Regions from separate parts of the Homo sapiens genome. Here region 2 is linked to region 1. The links are chromatin loops, found by intact Hi-C in ENCODE. Cell type or tissue: ascending aorta. All regions are shown on one strand. Each heading gives the region's core, and the rest is flanking DNA. Links, peaks and the distances in the headings are about the cores only.

Evidence for each region. A loop is a pair of places that touch in the nucleus more often than their neighbours do. Peaks named below come from ENCODE experiments on the same cell type or tissue, not always from the same donor. Only the 100,000 strongest peaks of a DNase experiment are listed, where the experiment ranks them.
Region 2: a loop joins it to region 1, with 2.4 times the contacts of the local background. A loop is called at or near these places in 8 of 110 quality-filtered maps.

The regions. Positions count from the first base shown.
Region 1 is chr12:54,526,034-54,528,937 of GRCh38, forward strand. NCKAP1L (NCK associated protein 1 like) reads left to right here. Exons shown (of 31, transcript NM_005337.5): 21 at 495-713; 22 at 2,214-2,344. Among named protein-coding and RNA genes, the nearest start is that of PDE1B, 22 kb to the right of the region's middle. In ascending aorta, for the core only: a CTCF peak has its summit at 1,262 (motif pointing right); a DNase peak (open chromatin) is centred at 1,268.
Region 2 is chr12:54,578,269-54,581,172 of GRCh38, forward strand. It overlaps PDE1B (phosphodiesterase 1B), which reads left to right. Exons shown (of 16, transcript NM_000924.4): 16 at 1-971. It overlaps PPP1R1A (protein phosphatase 1 regulatory inhibitor subunit 1A), which reads right to left. Exons shown (of 7, transcript NM_006741.4): 6 at 2,676-2,782; 7 at 978-2,124. The coding sequence ends at 2,119. Among named protein-coding and RNA genes, the nearest start is that of PPP1R1A, 8.9 kb to the right of the region's middle. In ascending aorta, for the core only: a CTCF peak has its summit at 1,612 (motif pointing right); a DNase peak (open chromatin) is centred at 1,653; H3K27ac peaks cover 451 bases.

The DNA.
Region 1 (2,904 bases), core at 1-2,500:
TGGCTACTCAGGATTATAATATACTTCCAAGGATTTCTAAGCATGGTTTTCCATTTCTGGCAGTGATCGGAACTAATTCTTTTCAAGGGGAAAAGATAAATACTTTCACTGGGAATGCAGAGGGTGTGAACTGTCAGGTAGAGTTAGATGGAATTAGAGAGCCCAGGTCTTCTACTACCTGAGCTATTTCTCCAGAGGAGGAAGAAAAGCACAGTAATTAGGGATCAAATGTTACTGGAATCAAGTCCCAGCTCTGCCACTGCCAGCTGTGTGGTCGTCAGCAATGATTTATTATCTCTGTGTCTCAGTTTCCTCATCTATAAAAATGAGGATAATAACTGTCTCTAGCTTATTAGGTTACTATGAGGTTTACATGAGATAATATGTGTAGTAAAATCCTAGCACAGCACCTGGAACACAATATACACTCAACAATTGTTACTGTATTTGCCATTATGATTGTAATTCTAATTTTTTTTTTTTAAATCACCTAGAGCCATTGTGTGGCTGGCTGGCTACAATGCCACGACCCAGGAGATCGTACGGCCTTCTGAGCTGTTGGCAGGAGTCAAAGCATACATTGGTTTCATACAGTCACTGGCCCAGTTTTTGGGTGCAGATGCTTCCAGAGTCATCCGCAACGCCCTCCTGCAGCAGACACAACCACTGGATTCCTGTGGGGAACAGACAATCACCACACTCTACACAAACTGGTCAGTGTTGCTTAGGCTTTTCCACTGCCTTACTTTGTGTTGGCACTTTTTCCTTTACACGGTAGGACCTCAGGGCCCGAGCATTTTAGCTCCCAGGGTCATAGACTCCAAAATGGAGGGTTGCTTCTCCTTGAGGAATGGAGCAATAACCTGAGACAAGCCCAGATCCCCTTCTGTCCACCACGAAGTTTCCTTCTCACCCTCACTGGAACATCCTTCAGCCTACCCTGCAGTTATTTGACCTTTTCTCTCTAATATCTAGTTCTTAACCTTTCTTTTTTGGATTCTTACTGTTTCAATTTCAAATGATCTCTCTTCCTCTTTCCAAAGTTCTCTTATTTCTCTTTTTGCCCTTACTTCTCCTTCTGAAAACCATCTGCCTACTACCATCTCTCTGGAACGTCTCCTTGTCCCCAGATGTGACTATTGTTCTTAATAGAGAAGGGAGCCTCCTCCCTGCAACTGGAGAAGGTGGGAATCAGCACTGTTTCCTTTGACATGTTAAGGAATGGAAAGGAGCTGGATTTCTACCTCCCCAAGCCACTGGGTGGCGCTCTTAACCCAAAATCAGCTCAGTAGGCGACAGGCTGCAAAGAAGAACCCCCCAGAACAAGGGGAAACAAAGTTTGCAAATGCAAATGCCAGTTGGGGCCAGGCAGGAAAGGTAAATGGATGTGCCACATGGGCCAGGCAGAGACTTTGAGGAGGTGGTGAGAGAATACCCCTCTAAAGGGAACAGCCACCGCTTAGCTCCACCTGATTGCTGCCCTACTAAATCCTTATATTTTATGTAAAAATCTGTTTCAAAATTTTGACAAAGAATTTTCCATAGGTGCCAGAGAAGGTGATTCAGCCCCTCTTCCCCTGTCAGCCGTTTCAGCGTAAATTCAAAGGAAAAAAAAAGTTTGACTGGGTTTGGCCCACTGACAGTTAGCTTGTGATGTCTATTAGATACAGACCCAGAGCAAGTGCCTGGGAGAGGCGGGTTGGTCAAGCCCTCCTCTACCCACATTGGCTGTAGCCCAGCTCCTTTAAGTTTGCCCAGAGGTCAGGAGGAAATATTTGGAGACTGATGACCTGTGCTCACAGGTACCTCTTTGCCCAGGAGGTTTGAGAGTATATTTCAAAGGAGTCTAATTAAGTAGTGACTTTTTTCTTGCCAGGTTGAGCCTGTCTTACCTGACAGAGGGTAAGGGTGAGGGGAATACAGCTGTTGGAAAAGAGCAGTGGTTGAGGGAGGGGAGTGCATGCTATTGCATTTGACGGTATAGCAAAATACCCTCCAGGTTAGAGGCAAAGTGGAATTCCAGTACTGCCAGTTGTTTTTGATCCATCAGCTTGGGGTGTTAATTAGAACATTGTGCCATCTTCTTTGAGTTTCTTCTCCCTACCCCAGTCTTTTGCAGAGTTTTTCTTTCTGAGCTCAGTGGTAGTAGTAGGGAATGCTGGTAGGGAGAAGGGATTGGATCCTAATCTATGTTTTCTTGGCCAACCCTGTAGGTACCTGGAAAGTCTGCTTAGACAGGCAAGCAGTGGGACCATCATCCTCTCCCCAGCCATGCAGGCCTTCGTCAGCCTGCCCAGAGAAGGGGAGCAGAACTTCAGTGCAGAGGAGTTCTCTGACATCTCTGGTGAGCTCAGGGCCTGGTCTTCTTGTCAAGGAGCTGAGCCCTTCCTTCAATGCACAGAGAATAAAAGACTAGGACATGTATTTAGGTTGGTGCAAAAGTAATTTTTGCAATTACTTTTCATTGCAAAAACCACAGTTACTTTTGCACCAACCTAATAGTGAAGGGTAAGGGATAAAGTATAAGGAGGACATTCTCCTGTTTGGAATTATTAAATAGTGGTCTGCTGTCATGGCATCTTCTTCTTCTTCTTCTTCTTTTTTTTTTTTGAGATGGAGTCTCGCTCTGTTGCCCAGGGTGGAGTGCAGCGGCACTATCTTGGCTCACCGCAACCTGCGCCTCCCGGGTTCAAGCAATTCTCCTGCCTCAGCCTCCCGAATAGCTGGGACTACAGGCAAATGCCACCATGCTGGACTAATTTTTTATATATATATATATTTTTAGTAGAGATGGGGTTTCACCATGTTAGCCAGGATGGTCTCGATCTCCTGACCTTGTGATCTGCCCGCCTCAGCCTTCCAAAGCGCTGGGATTACAGGCATGAGCCACCACCCCCAGCCAGC
Region 2 (2,904 bases), core at 291-2,790, 53 kb after region 1:
CCCCAGATCTTAGCTGGCAGGTCTGGGTGCCCCTTTTCCTCCCCTGGGAAGGGCTGGAATAGGATAGAAAGCTGGGGGTTTTCAGAGCCCTATGTGTGGGGAGGGGAGTGGATTCCTTCAGGGCATGGTACCTTTCTAGGACCTGGGAATGGGGTGGAGAGGACATCCTCTTCACCCCAGAATTGCGCTGCTTCAGCCCCATCTCCAGCCTGATCCTCTGAATCTTCCTTCCCTCCCTTTCTGATACAGTGACTGGGGCAAAAGGAGCCATTGTGACCAGGGGCTGCGGGAGGCCTTTCCTGGGACCTTCCTTGGGACTGGTCTGGGCCCCTGGGGCTTGTCGCCTGCCCTGAGTCCGGAGCCCTTTGCCTCCTTCCTCTCCCCTGGGGCTGGGAGGCTCCATCCGACCAATGTCTGTAAAGTGCTTTGAGGATCTCCCCAGCAAAGCACCTTCAGAATGTATCGACACCAGCTGGGTTAGGGTCAAGGGTGCCTGGGGAGGGTGAGTAATCCTGCATTGCTAAAAGAGAGGGTCTGTCCCCTCCTCTCCACGTCCCAGAACTGGCCCAGCTGCAGGCACTAAGAAGCTCCTCCCCTGAGACAAGTGAGGGGTAGTCGGTGAAAGGCAGATGGACAAGGGGCTCAGGGCTGCTGCCTTCCTGTCCTCTGGAGAGAACCCAGCCAGGCGCGGTGCCCCTTCCTCTCCTCAGGCTCCTCCTTGCCCCCACCTTGCCCCAGGAAAGGCCAAAGTCCAGGTGACTGCCCTCCTTCTTTCTTGTAAATACCAACCATGCATTTGTACAGTGGGCCCTGTTCATGCGAAATCCACATCCATGGTCTCCTAGACCTGCTACCCTGGTACTTCCACCCTACCCCACCCCGAGAAGGGCAGAGACGCATGTGACTCACCCCTGCCCTTGGTTTCCCAGACCCCTGCTATAGCCAGAGAACAATAAAGAAGGGAGACCAGGCCTGACTGTGTGTGTTCACTGGGTACAAGTTGACCAAGCATCTTCACATACATACACTCTTTCCAGCATGATAAAATCTGGGTGAGGCGTTCTCCCTCATATATATATATATATATATTTAGGTATGTATCTGGGCAAGCTGAGGCCCAGGAGGAGGCCCCGAGGGCTCATAGTAGCTGCATGGCAGAAGTGGGACCTGACGCTTCTCAGGCTCTGCTCTTGCCTCTGTACCACATGCTTCAGCAGGGAGGGGGAAAGAATCTTGCCTTCCCTCCTTTCCTCTCTCCCACTACCTGGGAAAATCAAAAACAGCAGCAGGAGAGAGGCCTGGCCGTGAGATCTGAGACAGTTTCTTCTCTTATGCTTGGTTTTGGTCTTATCTGGGCCCCTCAATGTCTAGGACAAGGGAACCCTTCCAGTCTCCAGCATGGGCCTCTTCATTAATAGCCACTGTGTTCTCTATCCATTGTTGCTAACGGGTTGAAATAAGGGACAGCGGTCCCACAGCTGGAAGAGGGAACACATCCTGAAGCTTGGGAATCCAAAAGGAAGGCAGCTGGGGCTTGGAGGGCAGGCGAGGAGGTATCGGCACACCACCATACCCTCTTTCCCATGGGCCAAGTGCCATGGTGCAGTTCCCCTTTTGTCCAGCAGATGGAGCCCACCGCACAGTCACAGCTGGACACGGCACAGGCCTTAGAGCGCCGAGTCTTCCAGCTGCAGGGCAGGCCTGTGAGGTGGTCGGATCGTTCCTCAATAAGAAAAGAGAACCTGGGGCTTTTCTTCCTTCTTGGCACCCTGGAAGTTAGTCCTCCCACCTATCTGACCCTCATCTCTCTTCCCACAGCAAGTAAAGTCAGGGCTAAGGGAAGAACTCTTCCCTGCTCAAGGCTTCTGCCTAGCTCCTGTTTCTTCCTTCCCAGAGGCAGCTTGGCAGGAGGGTGGGGGCTACAGAGAGGGCAGGGCAAGAAGGCAGGGAGAAAGGATTCTCCCAGTTGGAAAAGAAGGAAAGTGCCAAGGACCTAACACCAAATTTATCACTTTTTAAAAACAAGAGATTTTCCCCAAAAGTGAAGGAATAAGAAACAAATCCGGTGTCCATGCATTCCCAAACTGCAGTCTTGATCCCAAGATACCTCCTCCTCTCTCAGACCTGTTATGGGGGAAAGGGGACAGAAAGAGAAGGTGAGAGGCCAGAGGGTCATTTTGTCCCTTCCCCTTCTGGCCATCCCATTTGTCAACATCTAATGTCTCAGAAAGCTTGTTCTGATGTCTGAGAGCAGTCCTTCCTGTGTCCAGTCTATGCAGGGGGCTGCGGATTATGAAATCAAAGCTCAGGAAGTTATCTCATCAATGCATCCTCCAGGCAGGGAGAGCCACTGCCCACTTCAGCTGGGCAGGTGAGGATCTCCCTTCGGGTTCCAAATCCCCTTTATCAAAAAATCCATGGCCTACTGCTCTCACCCATTCCAGGAGCCAGAAGTCCTACACAAAGTCTAATCTCAATCCTTCTTGCTGCAGCTATCCATTTCTTTTTGTCTGTCAGAGGAGATACAAGTCCTTTTACCATAAAGAATAACTTTTTAGGGACTGAAGCTGGTTCTTTGTTTTCCTTTTCCTAGACTCCAAATATTAGCCCCTTGCTTTTGTCCACAATATTAGCCTCCTCTCCTATGACCTGGCAGCCCAGCCCTGGGGTCTTACCGAGTTGGCTCCCTTGGAATCCAGTGGTGGTATATGGGTTGAGGGTTCTTTTGTGCTGGGTTCCTTACTGCCTCTCTCGTGAGTTTTAGGGATGCATTCTGCAGTTTCTGGGGAGGGAACATAGGGGTGGGAGGAAGAGGTGGCATTCATAAAGGTGTTGGGGAGGGAACTGCTTCTCCTCACTGCACCCATACCCCAGTGGCCCCTGAGAGGGCCCCAGGACCAAGTT